Linked DNA regions of Mus musculus: region 1 is linked to region 2. The links are chromatin loops, found by intact Hi-C in ENCODE. Cell type or tissue: left cerebral cortex. All regions are shown on one strand. Each heading gives the region's core, and the rest is flanking DNA. Links, peaks and the distances in the headings are about the cores only. Region 1 overlaps Adcy9 (adenylate cyclase 9). Region 2 holds the start of Trap1 (TNF receptor-associated protein 1).

Region 1 (10,631 bases), core at 3,355-7,354, 210 kb before region 2:
CTGTAATACTTTATTCATTTTCTTTCCAGTTCCATTGTGATGTCCCCCTTGGACTCAGCACAGAATTTCAGGTGAGTTTCCAACCTGGGGCCTTATCTCCCGAAAATACGCATGTACATGCATGCATGCATGCATGCTTGTGTGTGTGTGTGTGTGTGTGTGTGTGTGTGTGTATTTGCTTGCACGCGCACATGCGCGTGCACATACAGGTTGAGAAAGCAAACAATAACTGCATATTAAAGTATCCGATCACAGTTGTTTCATACTGGGAAGGTGATTACTCATTAGACATATACTAGAGTTAGTTTAATTTTATGCAACAGGAAATATCTCAAAGAAAATATTTTATTATCTAAAATATTTTGACCTGGAGTAGCCAAAATGTCTTAGCTGTTAAAGATGCTTGCTGTAAGAGTCTAGCAACCTGAATTTGATCCCCAGCGCCCATGTAAGAGAAGTTGGAAAGGACCCAGTCAACAGTTGCCCTCTGACCATCACAATGCCCCTCAGCATTCATCCTTACACCCATCACACACAGACAGACGGTAATGATCAATAAGTAGTTTAATTATATAAGACACTACTATCTGGCTAGAAATTTGAGATAATAAATATTTGAATTAAAAAAATAAATATTTTGAAATTTTAAACTAAATAACCCTTACTTTAAAAAGTAAATTTAAAATAAATTGAAGGGTAAGAGATAACAATTATGTGTGCTGTGTACATGCAGATCTGCAGCCACACATGCTTCTGTATGCACACACATGCCACAAAAATACAAATTAAACCATAAAAGCTAAAAAAAATTCATTTCCATGCCTCTTAAGACAGATAATTTTCCAGTCTTATCAATAGTAAATAGATCCACTTAAAAAAACTGACTGACATATTGGAAGGGACAGAAAAACATTCATAGAACATAAAGCCCACACAGGTGAAGCACACAAAATTGATTACAGATTCCCACATCCCCCTGTTCCTGGGAATCACAGTCAGGCACTGCACAAGCTGCAGGTGTCCCCACTGATCTTTTAGCTGAGCTTAAGCAGGACCCGATGCCAGCCATGGCCATCAAGCCTGTAAGCCTGTACTCTGCAGCCTGAGGCAAGGGGATTGCAGTGAGTTTGAGGTCAGCCTAGGCTATAGAGTATGGCACTGTATATACAGCCCTGATAGATCCCAACGGTTATAGGTACCAAACCTTGCTGGTTAGGGCTGAAAGGTGGCCCTGGCTTTCTCTTTGTCTGTCTGCTATTTCAAGTACCTCTTTTGCATGATAATAGATCTTAATGTGTTTTACTTTAGCTTCCATCCACAGTTGGATGCCCCAGGATTCAGTTACTCTTACATTTACCCATCTCAGACTCCTCTTTTGGACTGAGTGTGAAGGTATGGGCCTGTAATCTTGGCTATGAGAGTAGAATCGTACATCCAGGGCCTGCGTGAGTCCAGTGCAGGGTGAGCTTGGTCAAGGCTGGCCTTGAACACTTTCTTGGAGATGCCATCTCAGAGTGAAAAGGAAAACTGAAAGAACTGGGAACCGCTCGATTGCTCACTCGCTCGGTAGTGGAGTCCTTACATGACACGAGGCCCTGGGGTCACTCACCAGGGTACAAGCTGGCCAACAGTCCTCTTCTTGGAAACTGGCCTTTGCTGTTTAAATGTACAACTGGATTGGATGCTCTTGTCCACCTGTCTTAGAGTTGCTGGGTGTGGTGGCATATCCCATAATCCCACACTTGGGCAGTGAGGGCAAGGGGTTCAAAGGTTCAAGTTCATCCTCAGCTACATAGTCAGTTAATTCCAAGACAGCTTGAGCAACACAAGATCCCGTCTTAATAAAACAAAATACAGGGCCAAGTGGCTTGCTTCTTCCGGCACAATGAGAACTGACTCCACGGACACATTTCTGGGTGTCTGCATTCACCAATCACACACACTCATAATAATAAAGTTGTTTCGGTTGGGGTTTGGTTTGGGTTTGGGTTTTTTAAGGTATAGGCCAATGAGAATGCTTAGTACATGCTTGCTACCAAACCTGTTGACCTAAGTTTAGTCCCTCAGGAAACTTACTAAAAAGGGCTGGTCCTCAATGTCACAATATTGGGACCCAGCAAGCCATGCTCACAGGAGATACAATTGGTTTCTCCCCAGCCCAGAACCTCTGTACAACTCGGCTTAAAAGCCAGGCAGAGGCAGATAGATCTCTGAGTTCGAGGCCAGCCTGATCTACAGAGTGAGTTTCAGGACAGCCAGGGCTACACAGAGAAACCCTGTCTGGGGGTGGGGGTTGGGGGGAGCCAGAGAACCTCAGGCTGGAGTGAAACATGTTTTAGTCAGTTAAACAAAGTGTTCACTTTGCTTAGCATTTGTGATTGGTAGGTATTACATTTGTTTCAATGCTGTAAGTGAAATAAACATGGAATGTCCTACGATAGAGAACTCTGTCCTGTTTCCCAACCACTGGGCTAGAAAACCTGTGTCAGGTCTCAGGTCCAGCCTTGCTGGATTCCAGGCTTCAGCATATTACAGGGAGAGGACACCAGAATCAGCAAAGGGAAGCATTTGGCCCAGTGAGCTAGAATGGCCCTAGAGGACCTCAGTGAAGACAGGTGGCTCCAAGCTTCTAATAGCAGGCCACATAGGAAGATCAGGGAAAGCTGGTGGTCAGCAAAACCTGCATTGCCTGTGCAAGCAGCCGCCGTACCATGGACTGCTGCCATCCAGGGATGGTGGAACCCCTCCCCATCCCAGCTTCCTGTATCAACCCAGGCCTCTCTGAGGATGCTAACCTCCCCTCCAGAGCTGACACAGCTACCCTAAACCTGAAGAGAGAAGGAACCTGGCCATGTCCCAGCTGTCTCCATGCTTTACAAGTGAGGAAACCAAGGCCTCCAAAGTCCCCAGTTGCCCTGCTAGAGTGGCTTAGGGACCATCCCAATCTCTCGGCTTTTATGGTGGTGTTTTAGGGAGTGTCTCAATGACCTCAAGTTCATTTCTTCCCTTTTTTTTTTTTTTTGAGATAAAATATTATGTAGCCCAGGCTGGCCTTGAACTTGCTGTGTACTCAAGGGTAACCTTAAACTCTTTTTCTAAAGAGATTTTTTAAAAAGATTAATTTATTTATTTATTATATGTAAGTACACTGTATCTGTCTTCAGATACTCCAAAAGAGGGCGTCAGATCTCATTACCGGTGGTTGTGAGTCACCATGTGGTTGCTGGGATTTGAACTCAGGACCTTTGGAAGAGCAGTCAGTGCTCTTATCTGCCGAGCCATCTCTCCAGCCCAACCTTAAGCTCCTTTTTTTTTTTTTTTGGTTTTTCGAGATAGGGTTTCTCTGTGTAGCCCTGGCTGTCCTGGAACTCACTTTGTAGACCAGGCTGGCCTTGAACTCAGAAATCCAACTGCCTCTGCCTCCCGAGTGCTGGCCAACCTTAAACTCTTAAGGTCTCTACCTCCAAATTCTAGAATGACAGATGTGTGCCACAAGGCCTTGTGACATCCATTATTTTAAAATACCCTTATGTCAAAGGTAACAATACGACTTCAATTAAATACTGTAGCTAAGGAATTAAGGCTTCTGTGTCCTAGATCTCACCTGAAGACATATCAGTTTTATATCCATTTATCTTTACATAGTGAACAATTCTATCATATAAAATCTAACAACCTACCTTGGGAAATTTAGAAATGCATTAACATATAAAACTTATAGGAACTCAACAGTCAAAACTCTGTTAAAAATAGAAGGGGGCGGCAAGAAAGGGATACAGGGAAGGAAGAAGGAAGTTCAAATGTTAACATAAACAGACTCCGGGAAGCAGGACAGGAGAGAAATCATATTTTTAATTCTACTTCTCCCCTAAATTTTCTATGATTGAGTATGCAGTATTTTTACAGAGGAAAAAACTGAGCAAGTATGGTGATGTACGCTTATGATCCTGCACTTGGAAAGTGGAGGCAGGAGAATTAGAAATTCAAGGTTACCCTTAGCTATATAGTAAATTCAGGCCAACCTGTGCTACATAAGATCCTGCCTTAAGAAGAAAAACCAAAACCAAACCAAACCAAAACAAAACATGGTAGCTGCCGATGCTAATCTCGGGTTTCAGCTGCAGGGCCCATCAGTGGCATCTGCTTACCAGAGAACAGCGCAGCTGGGTGTAAGTTCAGTTATCTGGGAATGGGAGGTGTGACCTGCAACAGTTTGAAGGCTTAGAGAATGCTTTTCTCCTTGCTCAAGGCTCTGGGCTCAGTCTCTAGCCCTTACAAGGGTTTCTTGGGAATTTCTAGTTAAATTCTAAATGCCCTATATTTAAAATGATTCAATAATCCCACTGTATGCCAAGATGAGGGTAGGAATGTTCTTTGAAACATCATTTCTCATCATAACTACTCAGCATGAGTGTGGTCATCCATATATTAGATTACTCTATAGCCATGAGAAAATAGCTGCATTTGTTACCCTGAAGGAAAGACTATTCTGTTCCTTATGCTGCCTGACTTTCTTACCATGTGCATATATTATGTATGTATGTTTGTGTGTATATATATATATAATCATATCTTAAATGTATACATCTCATATTTCTTTTTGAAAATGTTAAGATTGTCTTAAATAACTTTGGTGAATCTGAACTACCTAGAAATGGGGAGTGTGTTTTGTGAAGTTTCATATAAGTAGAGAATAAATAAAGTATAAAAAGGTCTTTGCAAAATGATGTCTGTTGTTTAGAAACCTAAGAATAAAATCTATCAGAATATTCAGTTTCTTGGACTCAGTAATGATTCTGTGATCACTAAGGGACATGTCTGTATCTTAGGAGAGACACTAAGATAGCCCAGCAACTTACTTTTGAAATGTTTAGGAAAAAGTATTTGGTTTTTTTGGGGGGGTTGTGGAGGGTTTGTTTTGTTTTGTTTTTTTAGATTTATTTATTATGTATACAATAGTCTGCCTGCATATATGCCTACAGGCCAGAAGAGGGCACCAGATCTCATTACAGATGGCTGTAAGCCAAGATGTGGTTGCTGGGAATTGAATTCAAAACCTCTTGAAAAGTAGTCAGTGCTCTTAACAGCTGAGCCATCTCTCCAGCCCAGGGAAAAGTATTTGCATGTGTCAGTATGTCTTTGTATGTCACATGTGTCTCCATAGATGTGTTGAGAGGAAGCAGAGAGGCAATTTAAAAATTGTAAAACCCAGATGAAGCACATCCAAGTTTTATGAAATTTAATGTTTCCATAAAGTTGAGATTTTCTAAAAGAAATAGTTGAGGAGAAAGAAAGGTTTGTTGTTCGTTGTTTTTGTTTTAAAAATCTAATGCATTTTTCTAAAAAGCAGTTACAGCTGGGCCTAGTGGTCCAGGCTTGTCATTCTAGTATGTGGGTATGGAGGCAGGAGGATAAATTCCAGGCCCACCTCCAGCTGCATAGCAAGTTCAAGGCCAGCCTTGGCTGCATAAGACAAGAAATCAAATTAAATATGAATAAACCAAAAGCACCCGTGAAGCCTGCAAAACAGCCAGGCTGCTTTCTGGCCGCATGGGTTGAGGGTACTGCTAGGCCACACTGGGCAGAGTGCACATTCTCAGTGTAGGCTTGGCACTGTGTCATGTCTCATCTCTCTGCTCTGCAGTGCCCAGAGGAACCCATGCAACAGCTCAGTGCTGCAGGACGGCAGGAGGCCGGCCAGCCTCATAGGCAAGGAGCTTATCCTCACCTTCTTCCTCCTGCTCCTCTTGGTCTGGTTCCTGAACCGGGAGTTCGAGGTCAGCTACCGGCTGCACTACCATGGGGATGTGGAGGCCGACCTACACCGCACCAAGATCCAGAGCATGAGAGACCAGGCTGACTGGCTACTGCGGAACATCATCCCCTACCATGTGGCTGAGCAGCTCAAGGTCTCTCAGACCTACTCCAAGAACCATGACAGCGGGGGAGTCATCTTTGCCAGCATTGTCAACTTCAGTGAATTCTATGAGGAGAACTATGAGGGGGGCAAGGAGTGCTACCGTGTCCTCAACGAGCTGATCGGTGACTTCGATGAGCTCTTGAGCAAGCCGGACTATAATAGCATCGAGAAGATCAAGACCATCGGGGCCACATACATGGCAGCCTCAGGGCTGAACACGGCCCAGTGTCAGGAGGGTGGCCACCCACAGGAGCATCTGCGTATCCTCTTCGAGTTCGCCAAGGAGATGATGCGCGTGGTGGATGACTTCAACAACAATATGTTATGGTTCAACTTCAAGCTCAGGGTCGGCTTTAACCACGGACCCCTCACAGCAGGTGTCATAGGTACCACCAAGCTGCTGTATGACATCTGGGGGGACACCGTCAACATCGCCAGCAGGATGGACACCACTGGTGTGGAGTGCCGTATCCAGGTGAGCGAAGAGAGCTACCGTGTGCTGAGCAAGATGGGTTATGACTTTGACTACCGAGGGACCGTGAATGTCAAGGGGAAAGGGCAGATGAAGACCTACCTTTACCCAAAGTGCACGGACAATGGAGTGGTTCCCCAGCACCAGCTGTCCATCTCCCCAGACATCCGAGTCCAGGTGGACGGCAGCATTGGGCGGTCTCCCACAGATGAGATTGCCAACTTGGTGCCTTCCGTTCAGTATTCGGACAAGGCTTCCCTGGGATCTGATGATAGCACACAGGCTAAGGAAGCTCGCCTGTCCTCTAAGAGGTCCTGGAGAGAGCCAGTCAAAGCAGAGGAAAGGTTTCCATTTGGCAAAGCCATAGAAAAGGACAGCTGTGAAGACATAGGAGTAGAAGAGGCCAGTGAACTCAGCAAGCTCAATGTCTCAAAGAGTGTGTGAGGCAGCGCCGAGAGCTGCCAAGGTGCTCTGCGTGTCCAAACACAGTAACATCTGTGTCGATAGGCTGTTGTGCTATCTAGCACCTCAGTTTCTGTCCCCAGATGTGGTGTCACGTGGTCATTTCAGCCCGAATCTCTGTGTGGAGCACAGTTATTCAGGGTTCATTTCCACCCATTTCGGTTTTCCTTTACTTGCGTTCCTGGAAGCCTTTTCCTGGAAGCCTGCCCCCAGCCCAGCCAGGGGATCCAGTCAGCAGCGTGGAGGGATTCAAGTGCCTTCAGGGTCTGGCCTTGCGTCTGGGGCTGAGGCCACTGGTGGAATCATGGCCCTGGGGATTATTTGACTTCTTTAAGAAAAAAAAAAAAAAAAGGAAAAAAAAAAGCTGTGGTTAAAATACCATTTTTATTGCCTTTTCTCACAAGTTTTTTTTTTCTCATACAGTGTTTTCCAGTTTATTTTTTCTATATGTGTAATAGTATTTTTCAGTCACTTGGCCTTTCTAAGCACATCCACGCACACATACTTGCATTTATGAATCTGACATAAAGTGCCAGTAAACTCATCTGGGGGAGGGGCTATAGAAGGGAGCAGGGCTGGAAGCAAGCCCCCTCCTGGCATCTCTAGGGTACCTGGGCCCACATTCCTGTGGCCCACAAATGGGCTTCTCCGCCTCCAACACTGGGCAGTTTCAGGGGCTCATCTGCACGCAGGCCAAGATTTCATATGCTCACCAGACACAAAGCTTACAAACCAGGCCTCAGGAATCTCAAAGCCGTGTTTTCATCCCGACCCCACACAGAAGGGTCTTCCAGCCAAGAGTGAAGATGTTTGTCTCAGAAGCTGACCCATTTGAGGGAGATGTTTAACCATCTGAGGATGCATTTATTTATTTATTTATTTATTTATCAAAACATGTGTATTATGGGGAGGGGGCACTGGGTAGTTTTGGTGGAGGGAAGCAGTCAGGGAGTGGGCAGGGCAGTTTGCAAAGGACACAGCCGACCAATGACAAGATGTCCCTCTATGTTTCATGTCTCATCCACTGTGGCCCATGGTGCCACCCAGGGTGCTGTTCCCTCTTGTGGGGATCCAGAGTAAAACTGGCTCGGCGCCAGGTGGGATTCTGCAAACCTTTTGTCCGTTCCACCCACTGTTGGACTGCACGGGCTGGCTTGTGGTGGGATTTAATTCTGTTGGTCAATTCAAACTCTTGAAGGGGGTTTCTTACGGGGCACCGAGGGACAGAGCCATCTGTTTTGCCAAAGGAAATGCAGACAGCCTGTCACAGATGAAATTTGAGTTCCTGGCTGCTAACCTTGCTTGTAATTAAATTGTGTTCTTCCATGATGAATCTCAAGTTGATGCTGGAAGGAGCTCAAGCTACAGCTGCCCCGCCACCATCATTTTTCCAGGTCATGCTGATGTGTAGCTCATGAGACAACTGAAGACCATCTCTGTGCCTATTGGAGGTCTTCATGCCATGCCCTGTGTGTGGTGTGTTCTTTCACTGGTAAACTTCACTGTATAGCTTTCACATCTGAGTTAAGCCCGGTTTTCACTCCTCCCTGAAGATGGACAGAACCTGCTTATGCTAGCAAGGTGACATCTTAGCTTTAGTCAGCTACTTCCCCAGAGACACCTGGGATGGCCACCCATGCAGCAAAGCCATGCCAGGACCCAGAGTATTCTTAGTGACTGGAAGATTTCCTGTCCCAGTTGGCTCCCTGTTGGTCTTCCAACTAGAAGAACAGATAAGTTGTGACAATACCTCTTGCTTCTAAAGAATGTATTCCTGTACAATGCCACAGATTTTCTTTTCTTAAGAACACTACCTGATTCTTTCCTTGTGCTAGGGATGTAGGGCATGCTGGGGTCTCCTGTCAGTATTCAGGTGTGCTCAACTGACCGAGTATTAGGTTGTCCTCCACCTCCAGGCTGCATCACTTGGAGGAGCTAGCTAGTGGCCGGGGTTTTTGCAATCTTGGTTCAAGATGTGCTCTGTCAAGTTCATCTCTTCTCACACCTTCCCTCTCAAACTCTTTCTTTCTCTGTTACAAAGGTATCTGTGAGTCTTTCCCAGCCCACTCCCCAACTCTAGACCTCCAAACCAACTGGAGAGAATCACTAACCTTGAGCGGATGACCCAGTTCTGCATCGTGCAAATGGAGCCCTAGCTGAAGGGCAGTTCATACAAAGTGCAGTGGTCTTCAACACCCTGAGCCTTCCTGAAGAACCAGTGCAGACATTCTTCTTTCAGGGTGCAAGGCCCCTTGGGGCCTTTCCAGCTCCCTGCCCCTAAGCATACCTCAACACAGAACCACAGGATCTCTGCAGCACACCTGCCGTGCAGCTTGGTCTGTTGGCATTGAACAAACAGCTGTTGCTAGAGACAGTTGGGCTTCCAGGCAGTGGACTGGAGTGTCCATCAGGTGGCAGTACTTCTTAGGAACCTAGGGCAGGAAGCAATACTTCAGAATTGAATGTGTGTAAATAGTTGCTTTGCATTGCAATTGCTCTTTCCTTCTTGGCCCCAGCACAGATCAGTTTTATACATCTGTATGATCAAGCACACATAATTTTATCCCACACAAATGAACGTAGAGTGCTCGTCGGTTATAAACCCTCAAACAGCTTGACGAGCCCCACAGATGTGCCACACCTGTGCATGGCTCCCTCTGCCCTAACTTCACTCCTGGGATGCACCTGCACATTTGCACATGACACAGCGAGCCAAAGGCAGTGTGCGACCATCACCTGGGCTGCAGTCACTTGTAGTATCCAAAGATAAGTCTGCATTTGAATTTCTTGATTTTCAAGGTAAGCATTTTTTTTGGGGGGGGGGCTGGTTGTTTTGAAAATCGCATCATGCCTAGAACCTGAAATTATATTAGTAAGAACCAATTGTTTGTATTTCCATGTTTTCCTTTGCTCTGCTCTTTTTAAATTGTTAATTCTAAGAATTTCAAATTGCATCCACTGAAAAGAAGGATATTAAAATGTTCTAAAACGTAACTTTGGTGCGTGGTATTCCTCATCGAGAAGCTTGGTACTGCCTTCCTTCAGGCAGGCTCCTCTCACCCCGTGTGTGATCAGTGAGTGACTTGGAGCCAAGACAAGATTTACTTTTTGTTCCTACCATGGCTTTAAAAATGGGGGGTGAAAGGGATATCTACTTTTTTGTGTTTCTGGGGCTATATTATTATTTTTTAAATGAATTCACCTACCGCAGTTAACTTTGGTTGAGAAATGTTTATTTTTACATAGAACATTAAACATTTAAAAATCAGGCTATAGAACACCTACATTTGATAATTTCCCTATTCATTGGGAGTTTTAATGCAGGGTGCCCCCCCACACACACACTGGTTTTGTTTTGTTTTTTTTTTTGTTTTGTTTTGTTTTTTTTTTTTTTGTTTTTTTTTTTTTTTTGGTTTTTTCGAGACAGGGTTTCTCTGTGTAGCCCTGGCTGTCCTGGAACTCACTTTGTAGACCAGGCTGGCCTCGAACTTAGAAATCCGCCTGCCTCTGCCTCCCGAGTGCTGGGATTAAAGGCGTGCGCCACCACGCCCGGCCTTTGGTTTTGTTTTGAGACAGGGTTTTTCTGTATAGCCCTGGCTGTCCTGGAACATGGTCTGTAGACTAGGCTGACCTCGTGGTTCAGCATTTAAGTGAAGAGATTGGCTAAGAAAACACAATAGGTTTTCTGAAAAACACCATGAGACCTTTGTACCTCATGGTTGGTGATTGCAGAGCTGAAATCTTGCTGCTTTCTGGTCTTCTAGGTCCCAGCCCATT
Region 2 (10,631 bases), core at 4,280-8,279:
CTCCAATGGGACAACTTGGCCAGATGGGGCAGCCTGGGCTAGGGGCAGACAGCACCCCTAATATCCAGCAGGCCCTGCAGCAACGGATTCTGCAGCAGCAGCAGATGAAGCAACAAATTGGGTCACCAGGCCAGCCGAACCCCATGAGCCCCCAGCAGCACATGCTCTCAGGACAGCCACAGGCCTCACATCTCCCTGGCCAGCAGATCGCCACATCCCTTAGTAACCAGGTGCGATCTCCAGCCCCTGTGCAGTCTCCACGGCCCCAATCCCAACCTCCACATTCCAGCCCGTCACCACGGATACAACCCCAGCCTTCACCACACCATGTTTCACCCCAGACTGGTTCCCCTCACCCTGGACTCGCAGTCACCATGGCCAGCTCCATGGATCAGGGACACCTGGGGAACCCTGAACAGAGTGCAATGCTCCCCCAGCTGAATACCCCCAACAGGAGCGCACTGTCCAGTGAACTGTCCCTGGTTGGTGATACCACGGGAGACACACTAGAAAAGTTTGTGGAGGGTTTGTAGCATTATGAGAGCATTGGGTATTTGTTTTGTTTTGTTTTTTTGTTTTGGGGGTTTGGGTTTTTTTTTTTTCTTTTTTTCTTTTGTTTGTTTTTTGGGTTTTTTTGTTTTTGTTTTTCTTTTTTTTGTTGTTGTTTTGGGTTTTTGTTTTGTTTGTTTTTTTGTTTTGTTTTGTTTTTCTCCTCCCCCTCCCCTTTCATGTTTTTGGACTTTTTGTACTGAAAATTCAGGCATTTGGGCTCTTTTTATTAAGCCTAGATGGGACTGTGACTCCCAAGTGTGGAAGGGCAGACTGATGTTTAAAGAAACAATACAAAGAATATATTTTTTTGTTAAAAACCAGTTGGTTTAAATATCTGGTGTCTCTCTCTCTCAGCTTTTTTTTTCTCTCTCTCTCTCTCTCTCTTTTTTATTTTTATTTTTTTCTGTTTTGTTTTGGGGGTGGGGGGTTGTTTGGACTTTTTGTCGTCATTGCTGGTGACTCATGCCTTTTTTTAACGGGAAAAACAAGTTCATTATATTCATATTTTTTATTTGTATTTTCAAGACTTAAACATTTATGTTTAAAAGTGAGAAGAAAAATAATACTCAGAAACTGGTTCCAGAAATAATGCATCTTATAATGTGTCCCGATAACGAGCTGATGTTGCGGGAAGATTTTTTTCTATAGTGAACTCTGTGGGCATCTCCAAGTATTACCCCTGGATGATAGGAATTGACTCCGGCGTGCACACATGTACACACCCACACACATCTATCTATACATGCTGGCTTAAGCCAACCTCTTGTCTTGCAGATGTAGAAATTGTTGCTTTGTTTCTCTGATAAAACTGGTTTTAGACAAAAATAGGGATGATCACTCTCTTAGACCATGCTAATGTTAATAGAGAAGAAGCATTCTTTTCTTTCTTCTATGTGAAACTTGAAATGAGGAAAAGCAATTCTAGTGTAAATCATGCAAGCGCTATAATTACTATAAATAAGAAAATTCAAGAAGATTCAATCACTGTATAGAATGGTAACGTACCAACTCATTTCTTATATCATATTGTTAAATAAACTGTGTGCAACAGACAAAAAGGGTGGTCCTTCTTGAATTCATGTACATGGTATTAACACTTAGTGTTCGGGGTTTTTTTTTTTTTGTTATGAAAATGCTGTTTTCAACATTGTATTTGGACTATGCATGTGTTTTTTTCCCCATTGTATATAAAGTATCGCTTAAAATTGATATAAATTACTGAAGTTTTTAACATGTATTCTGTTCTTTAAGATCCCTGTAAGAATGTTTAAGGTTTTTATTTATTTATATATATTTTTGGAGTCTGTTCTTTGTAAGACATGGTTCTGATTGTTTGCTCAGAGTGGAGAGATTGGGGCTACAGTCATAGCTGCAGTGCAAGTGGCAGCTGAGCACTGTCCCAGACTGTGGCCACTGAGGGAGGAAAGGGGAGCTCCTTGCACAGACAGTGAGGGGCAGCTCAGGACCACCTTGCATATTTAGTACTCACAGGTGAATGTCACCCATGCCAGGAAGGACTATCACCACTGGGTCAGAAACAGCTCTTTGCCTCCAGCCCACTCTTCCTGTCCTCCTCTTTGTTGGTCAGCTGCCCCTGTGGGGAGGGCTCCTGCCTTTTTTTTTCAGACCCCCCTTCTCTACCCAGATCCCACAATCAATGCAAAGGGTGCTCCAGGGACTTGAGGTGGTTCCTGACCTCCCCTCCCCAAAAGTTCAGCCTGCCCCATGTGGCCTCATTAGGGCCTTGCAGGCCTGGTGCCACCCTGGGGGCTGCTACTTGATGGTCTTACCCACTCATGGAGTCATGGAGTTACAGGTACCTTCCTGAGCAGGGGATGGTAGCTCCTGAATACTGTAAATGTCACTCTCAGAGGAGGACCACTGACGGGGGACTGTTACCCCTAGTCTGCTGCTCCCAGGGAATTTTTTTTTTTAAATACCTGTCTTCCAACAAAAGAGTGGTCTAGATGGGGGTGGGGGGCTGCTAAATTTAGAAATCATGACCCAAATAGCCTTCCTTTTGGCCTTTTAAGTTCACAAAAGTATTTTCAAAATTCCCAGTGCTTGGAAGTCTAAACTTGAAGCTATTCGAGATTAGAGTTTTCAATGTAGAATTTTGAATCTTGAAATTTAATGCTGTGGATAAGACCAGGTAAGGAATAGACCATCCTCTAACATCCCCAACTAAGCCCTGTCCCAAGTCCTCCAGAGGTGATGCTCGTCTTTGCTCAACTTGATGGGTCCTTGCACATTTTGGCTCTCTTCAGAATTCCCTTTGCTGCCAATTGGGAAGTCCCAAGCCATGTGTTCAAACAAGAAGAGGAACTGGAGCCTCAGAGGAGCTGCTCTCAGCCCCACTCAGGAGGTGGCACTTGACAATGTGTAGCCTTTTAATGTGGGCACTGGGGACATCCTTTTCAGGCTATCCTGAAATTCAAAGCTTTGTACCAACCTCCTTGGACTCTGCATCCTATGCAATTGTCCATTTGGATGTCAAAGGATGTGGCTGAGAGTGGGCTGTGGATATTATCCCTATTTTGTCCTAAGGAAATTTCTGTAAGAGCTGGAGTGCCCAGACACTGTGTCTCATGCTGTATACTTAAGAGGAAAAGAAAAAAGTCCTATATTTGTGATCAAAAAGAGGGAACTTGAAATGTGCTGGTGTTTATAATAAAAGCTGGTAAAACTGCTTGGATTCAAAGATGGTTCCGATTGGCTAATGGTCCCCTTAGCCTTAGCTCAACTACCAGTCAGTGACTGAAGATCCTAGTATACTTAAATTCATTTGAGGCTCTAAGAAACACTAGCATTTAGGAACTGAATATTACATTCACAGATAACATGCTGTTTTCCTACATTGTTGGAGTGCAAAGATGTTTTGGTTTCTATTAAATGGGGCTAGCATGGTGTGGTAGCCCACACCTTTCATCAGAGAAGAGCCAGAGGCAGGTGGGTTTAAGGCCTTCCTGATGTACATAGGAAATGTCAGAGTTACATAGGGAGAGAATTATCTTATGGGGAAGTGGTAAGGATGGGTTTTGAATCAACTAGATTGTTGATGCATGACAAAATAAGCTGGTATTTAAAAACGAAAGGGGATATACACTTCTAATTAAGCTGATTGTGTGTTGGTGGCCACTGTGATACCAGGAAATACAGAACAGTATACAGGGAAGCAGGTCTGTCTAGACGTTGAAGCAAGCCTGGGGAATTGTAGGGTTAAAAATAGTCTGCCTGCCCATCTGACTGAAGATACAGAGAAGCCCGATGTGTTTTATTGCACTGGTCGTGTTTAATTTCTGTTGCACATTCTAGGCACAGGGTGGGGAAAATAAGGATCAGATAATAAAGAAATGGTGCAAAGCCAAAACTAAAAATAGGCCCTCGGGGAATTTTGGTGAGTGAATGTGGACTGCAGCTGGTCTATATTGTCTAAAACATTGCTTTCATCATGTTCAGTGTTTATAGATTATGGAGCTGGAGAGATGGCTCAGTGGTTAAGAGCACTGACTGCTCTTCCAAAGGTCCTGAGTTCAATTCCCAGCATCCACATGGTGGCTCACAACCATCTGTAATGGGGATCCAATACCCTCTTCTGGTGTGTCTGAAGACAGCTACAGTGTACTGACATACATGAAATCTTTTAAAGAAAAAAAAAACCTACTGGGATAAAAGATTTATGAAATCTTTGACAATTCACTTTTCACTAAACAAAAATTCAGAGGGAGTCAAGTAAGCCTAGCTATCCACAGAATTGAGCCAAGCAGACTACACTTTGTCCACTCTACAAAATTCAAAAAATTATACATTACTAGAGGCTTGGAAACTGAAATGGCCTTTAGGTATTTCATCTTGTATTCTGTGGCTCTTGCCACAAGGAAACTTACATTTTCAGTATGTGTAGGTTTATCTATGGAATTAGGGAGAGAGGCTCCTTGAAGGATATGGAACGTTCCAAGTTACAGTGAGAATCTGGGCACACAGATCTGTGAAAGTCCACTGAATGCAACCAGTGGGGACAGGGGGGAGGGGGGAGGCGTGACTGACAGTTCCTGTCATCTCTTGTGGGTATTTTTCCCTCTTGCTGCCAAGATTCCTTTATTATCTCAAACATTGCCCAGAACTTCTCAGTCCTTGGCACAAGTGTGGGCCACTAACAAGATAACTTTTAACTTTCCACACTCACTCCTGGAGTGAACATTGAAGGAAGTATTACAAGTTTCAATCTGAGAAGTGGAACCAGGCAGATCAAGGGTCAGATGTTAAGAGGTATCTGAAGTGGACCACTGTTAGGCAACCACTACAGTTTGTGCTAGAGTGTAAATGGCCCTTGGAATTTTGTGGGATGTCATTTCCCTTGGTAATGCATGGGTTCCAAACTGGTTTCCTGGTGGGCCACAGGTGGGCCTAGATAGAGTTGGTTTCCCTGGAATGTAAGAAGTTTATACTGGGCAGAACCTACATCCCCATTCTTAACTAAAGCCCAGATTCCCCTTCCTTTACTAAATGTCACTTCTCCTTTCTTAATATTCTCAAGCCATATCTACAGAAGAGTTCTACAGATGAGTATGTCATTTCTGGTTTGTTTGTTTGTTTGTTTGTTTGTTTGTTTTTTCCGAGACAGGGTTTCTCTGTATAGCCTTGGCTGTCCTGGAACTCACTTTGTAGACCAGGCTGGCCTCGAACTCAGAAATCTGCCTGCCTCTGCCTCCCGAGTGCTGGGATTAAAGGTGTTGCACCACCACGCCCGGCTGAGTATGTCATTTCTGACTGAAGAGATGATTCCAGAATGGAGAATTAAAAGAATGAAACCTCGAGGATTAGTATCAAGAGAAGCTATTCTGTGTGATGACTGGGACTCAGGCAGATTAGAGGAGGTAATACAGAACCTGGGGGCAGAAGCTAGAACTGTGAGGATCTAAGGGTGACCATGGAAAAAGACACTAGGGAGCAGGGGTGGGGCTGGTTGTGGAGGATGTGGGCCCAGCAGGAGCAGAACTGGCTGGGGGTTAGGGGTAGGAATTGTGAGGTGTTCAGGTGCTCTCTCCACCTTATATTGAAACATGGCCTTTTACTGAACATGGGACATCAGAATCAGATTGGTTGGCTAGCAAAACCCAAGGATTCTCTTGTTTCTGTCTCCCCAGCACTGAGATCACAGGCACACAGTGCTCTGTCAATTTCTTGGGGTTATCAGGGCAACAGGCACTTTAAATACAGAGCCTGTATTAAAGTTTGGCCTCATATCTGCCCATTCTTATCTATTTTCCATCTATAAAGTCAATGTGGGAGCAATCCTTGTCAACCTAGAACAGTAACTAAACATTCCCTATACCAAAACTTCAAGTCTATTCTGGATCCAGGAATTAACTGCTCTTGCTACTAGTGTCTGCTAACAAGCTAGATAATCGCTCTAATGTTTTAGTAAAATCTGATCATAGGAAAATGTATCTGGTGTGTGTCAGAATCAAGCGAGAACCTGTCAGAAAGGTCCTCGCTGGGCCTTACTCTGAGGTTAGGACCGGGACAAGCGACCTGCTCTGGAGGCGGCTGGAGTTTGGATTAAACTTTAGAGGGCCGGGCGTGGTGGTGCAAGCCTTTAATCCCAGCACTTGGGAGGCAGAGGCAGGTGGATTTCTGAGTTCGAGGCCAGCCTGGTCTACAAAGTGAGTTCCAGGACAGCCAGGGCTATACAGAGAAACCCTGTCTCGAAAAACAAAAACAAAAAAACAAAAAAACAAAAAAAAAAAAAAAAAAAAAAACTTTAGAGACAAGGTTTGTGGCCTGGATCCCCAAACAAGCTTCCAGTAGGGAGAAAGTCACAATAAACGGGTAAGTCCAAAGGTGTTGGTTACTGAGCTCACGTTTTGGCGAATAACAGTCAAACCTAAAATTTGTCAAAGTGTAGGTTTTGGCATTGCTGTAAGAGTTTTTCAGTGGATCCACACTCCAGCTGGGTAGTGCCATCTCGAGAATGGGATGCTCCCGCCTAGGGACCGCCAGCACCGCGGGCCGGGGACACTATAACCCTCACACGCACAATGCAAGGGATCAGCGACCTTGTCACTGAGATCCAAGGTCAAAAAGTACAGTCTTCAGGGCCCCCGCGCTGCGGTTTGCTGCGTTCCCGTTCTCGCACAGGCAACGCCTTGGACAGCCCGTCGCGCGCCATGACGTCACTGAGCCGCCCCCGCGGAAGGCCCCCTCATCACTCTGTTAGGCTGTTAGCCACACTTGGGAAAGGAAGCATGGCGTGCGAGCTGCGAGCTGTGTTGCTGTGGGGCCGCGGGCTGCAGACTGTACTGCGGGCCCCCGCGCTGGCTGGAGTTCGGCGAGGTGAGCGCGGCACGAGAGCGCAGAGGCGGCGTCTGAGGCTGTGTGCACACTCTTAGACCGGCGGGAGGCCGCACTGCGCCGGAGCTGCTAAGTGGGGCGGGGAGTAGGACCTTGTGGTCGCTTTTGGGGAGCCGAGTCACGGGCAGCCACAGCCTGCTCTCGTCAGTCCCTGGTAGTCCTGATTGCAGACGCTCCCGCGCTTGGGTTGACAAGTTCGTTGCACGCGGCTGTTCACAAGCTCAGCTCTCGCAGAAGTCAAGCCCTGGGGTAACTACGGTGAGCAAAACCAACGGTTACCCAGGACTTCAGGGAGCCAGTGAACTCCGCGTGTTTGATCCCTGGAATTGAAAGAGAAAGGAAAGGAGAGAGAATAACCTTAATCTATACTTTCCCACCCCGCACTCATGTAACAGTGAAGATGTTAGCGTTACATACACTTAAATTATACGTATTTACAGCTATTTTTACATAAAAGGGCTCAAGTCAAGAATTAACTGCGAAAGAATATTAAAGCTTCTGGCATTCATTACATTTATGTTTCGCATAAACATAGCTTCCCAATGGCTTTCCGAAGTTTTGTCGCTCTCATCCTCCACTAAATGTTCTCTTGGCCACAAATATCGTTACAGTGTTTAACAGATTTGAGTGAGCGATTGCTTAAATCTTTAGGAACATGTTTTCGGTTTCAGAATTTGCCCTTTTATTTCTGTATTAGCTAATCTGCCAAACTTCACCTCAGTTTTTTATTGGGTGTGGGGAGGGTGACAGGGTTTCACCATATATGTTCCGCCTGGCCAGGGTGGTCACAAACTCACAGAGATTCATCTGCCTCTGCTCCCCAGAGTGGTAGGATTAAAGTGTGCCACAGTGCCTGGTGCTCAAAATACTTTTGTCTGTATATGTGTCCTCTAGTAGCAAAACTGATTTACCCATAGTATCTTTTCCAACATTTGAGTATGTCTCAAACCAAAACAACAAAAAAAGAGCCCCCAAAGGCAGTTTGTGCTTGGCTTGCATAGGCCCTGAATTGGTCCCCAGTGCCACGGAGAATACTAAAAAAAAAAAGAGCTCTGTGTAGAAGACATCTCTTGTGATTTCTATCTACAGAGAAGCTGGTTTTACTTAACAGTGGATCCGTATCTTCTCTGATTTCTTGTGTATCTTTGCATCATGTTCTGCAAACACCTTCTCAACCTTGGCTGGTTTGCTCAGTCTGTTCCCAAAGTTGACTCTGGAGTCTAGCTCAAGTTTTTTATTTGCAACATTGGTGCTCCTTTTCACCGACTTTGCCTGCTGCTGTGGTGGCACTAATTCTCCCTGGGTCTTAGGTGGAGAAAATACATACATAGTATCCATTTCCTATTGGAGAGATTGCCACTTCATTAAAGATTTCAGCCTGCTTCCTTGTGTTCCTTCTGGGAAGTATCAGCTATCAAGAACCCCGTGCTGTTGGTTGATTGGTCAATTGGTTGTTTGACTCATTGTTTCTCCAGAGCTTCCCTGATTTCTGTCTTTGCTGATGCTCCTAAGTTCATGCTTGCCATCTATAATAAACTTGTCAAGGTAGGATACAACTAGAAGGCCAGACAGGAAGTGGCACTCCATGTAACTAGCTCTCACCTGTGTCTTCTGTAAATTGGAGATGGTCTGACATTTGTAATTGATAGGTTATATCTCCACAGCCAGTGAGATAAACCAGATTAGATTATAGTAAAGGCAGGTCTATTGGGAAGCTGCTCTCTCGAGTTCACTGACCCCAAGGACCAAGGCCAGGAAAGTTGCCTTGGGAAGGGGTGTGTGTGTGTGTAGGGGGCAGAGAAAGAGACAGAGCGAGACACACATCAAAATGTCTAGATTATATAAGAAGGAACGTCTAGAGGAAGGGCAGCCCAGCCCCTGGGCTGGAAAGTTTAGGATTAGGGGCAGGGTATGCCAGGTAGGGAGTGAGATACTGAGAGAATCTAGAGGCCAGGTCTGCTTTAGTGTGTAAAATATGTACCTCAGTCTCTTGTGCCAGGGACTGAAACCCAACAAGAATTGCAGAAAAACAGCCAGCATATCTCACAACTTAGAACACTGCTTGCCTGTGAGTTACCATTATGAGCAGAGCTCTAGTACGGACAGTTACAGATCTGTAGGGAAGGTGGGTGATCTTTTTGAAGTAGAAGTTCACAGCTCATGTGTTTTCACCCCTTGCTCGCTTGAGTGGTTCCGGGTGATTTTTTTTCCTCCTCTTGAAAGCTCAACTAAGAAGCTTCTGCAGGGTGCCCAGAACCAGTCTCAGGCTGGAGAAAAATCTGCTTTTGTAATAGATGCATTGGCTTATGAGATGAAAAGCTTGTCTCTGTTGTAATTCAGTAAAGTTAATTATATCTTAACAAGTTTATTAAGGAATGCCCTAAACCAGCACTGGAATGAGCCGTATAGATAGGAGAGTGAGTGGTGAATGGGAGAGGCTACTGTGAATAGTGGACAGGACAGGCTTGGGAGGACAACACGGGAGGCCCTGAGCCAACTCTTAACAGTTCCTGTGGAAAAGGGATGTGGTTGTGGCTAGGGGGGAACATGGGCACTAGGTGTGTGTGTGTGTGTGTGTGTACACATGCATGTCTGCAATATCACAGTCACATTATCAGTGCTACTGTGTAAGTCCCAAGCCACCCAGCACTTTAACAAGAGACTGTGGCCTGCCTGCCGTTGAGGTTTTTGTGGCTTTTCATTTAGGGTGTGGGGGAAACGTGAAGACTGATACTATGCAGATGGTGTGTTTAGTGTCTGATTCAGGCACATATATTAAGTTGTTGGTTTATTCTTTAGACAGTTAAGCTAACCTGGAATCAAATCTGGTATCTGGTTCTGCCCCCCCCCCCTTTGTTTTCCAAAGATTTTTTTGTTTGGTTTGTTTTGGTTTGTTGTTTTTAGACAGGGTTTCTCTGTGTAGCTCTGGATGTCCTGGAACTCACTCTGTAGACCAGGCTGGCCTTGAACTCAGATCCACCTACCTCTGCCTCTCTGCCTCTGCGCTGAGATTAAAGGTATGCACCACCTTTTTTGATGGATATATTTTACAAATATACGGGAGAAGAGGCTGGTGAAATGGCTCAGCAGTTAAGAGCACTGACTGCTCTTCCAGAGGTCAACCACATGGTGGCTCACAAATGAAAAACCTATGGGCTGGAGCAAGTGGGCCAGAGCAAGAGGGAGAAGGGAAGGGGGGAGGGGGAAGGTTGGGCGACACCGGAGAATCATGCAATGCAGCCTGTGTGTCTGCACACTCCTTTGCAGCTGGGCTTGCCATGGCAGAATTTTTCGTCTCATCCGTATTGTTTACTGTGTCTTCTGCTTTTATCTTCAAAATAAAGCACACCCCATCTCTTCTACTGTATTGTGACTTTTGCTGTTGAAGTAGCACTGGTGGCTAGACCTTTGTCTTAGTTCTGGTTTGTCTTAACTGGCCATCCCCACGGCACACACACCAGCAGCAGGAAGTTTGCTCATCTGTCCCTGGCTCCCTTCATAGAGAGGATAGGCTCAGTTACAGGTCCATAGCAATCATGGTAAGGAGCTTGGTGACAGGCAGCCATGGTGCCGAGAGGCAGCTGAGAGCTCATATCTCATCCACAATTTGTAAACAGAGAGAGCTTGGTTTTTGTTGTTGTTTTGGTTTTGTTCTTCTATTTTGAGACTGTCTCCCAAAATTTAATTCAGACTGGTCTTCCTGCCTTAGTTCTTCAAGTGCTAGT

The links. A loop is a pair of places that touch in the nucleus more often than their neighbours do. Peaks named below come from ENCODE experiments on the same cell type or tissue, not always from the same donor. Only the 100,000 strongest peaks of a DNase experiment are listed, where the experiment ranks them.
Region 1: a loop joins it to region 2, with 6 times the contacts of the local background. A loop is called at or near these places in 27 of 42 quality-filtered maps.

What each region holds. Positions count from the first base shown.
Region 1 is chr16:4,284,103-4,294,733 of GRCm38, reverse strand. Adcy9 (adenylate cyclase 9) reads left to right here. Exons shown (of 11, transcript NM_009624.3): 10 at 30-71; 11 at 5,645-9,848. The coding sequence ends at 6,836. Gm36359 (a long non-coding RNA gene) reads left to right here and starts at 10,427. Exons shown (of 4, transcript XR_875865.2): 1 at 10,427-10,631. In left cerebral cortex, for the core only: a CTCF peak has its summit at 4,986 (motif pointing right); a DNase peak (open chromatin) is centred at 5,013.
Region 2 is chr16:4,073,950-4,084,580 of GRCm38, reverse strand. Trap1 (TNF receptor-associated protein 1) reads left to right here and starts at 6,771. Exons shown (of 18, transcript NM_026508.2): 1 at 6,771-6,888. The coding sequence starts at 6,801. Crebbp (CREB binding protein) reads left to right here. Exons shown (of 31, transcript NM_001025432.1): 31 at 1-533. The coding sequence ends at 533. In left cerebral cortex, for the core only: no CTCF peak of the experiment used is centred there; DNase peaks (open chromatin) are centred at 6,051 and 6,748; H3K4me3 peaks cover 1,536 bases; H3K27ac peaks cover 1,125 bases.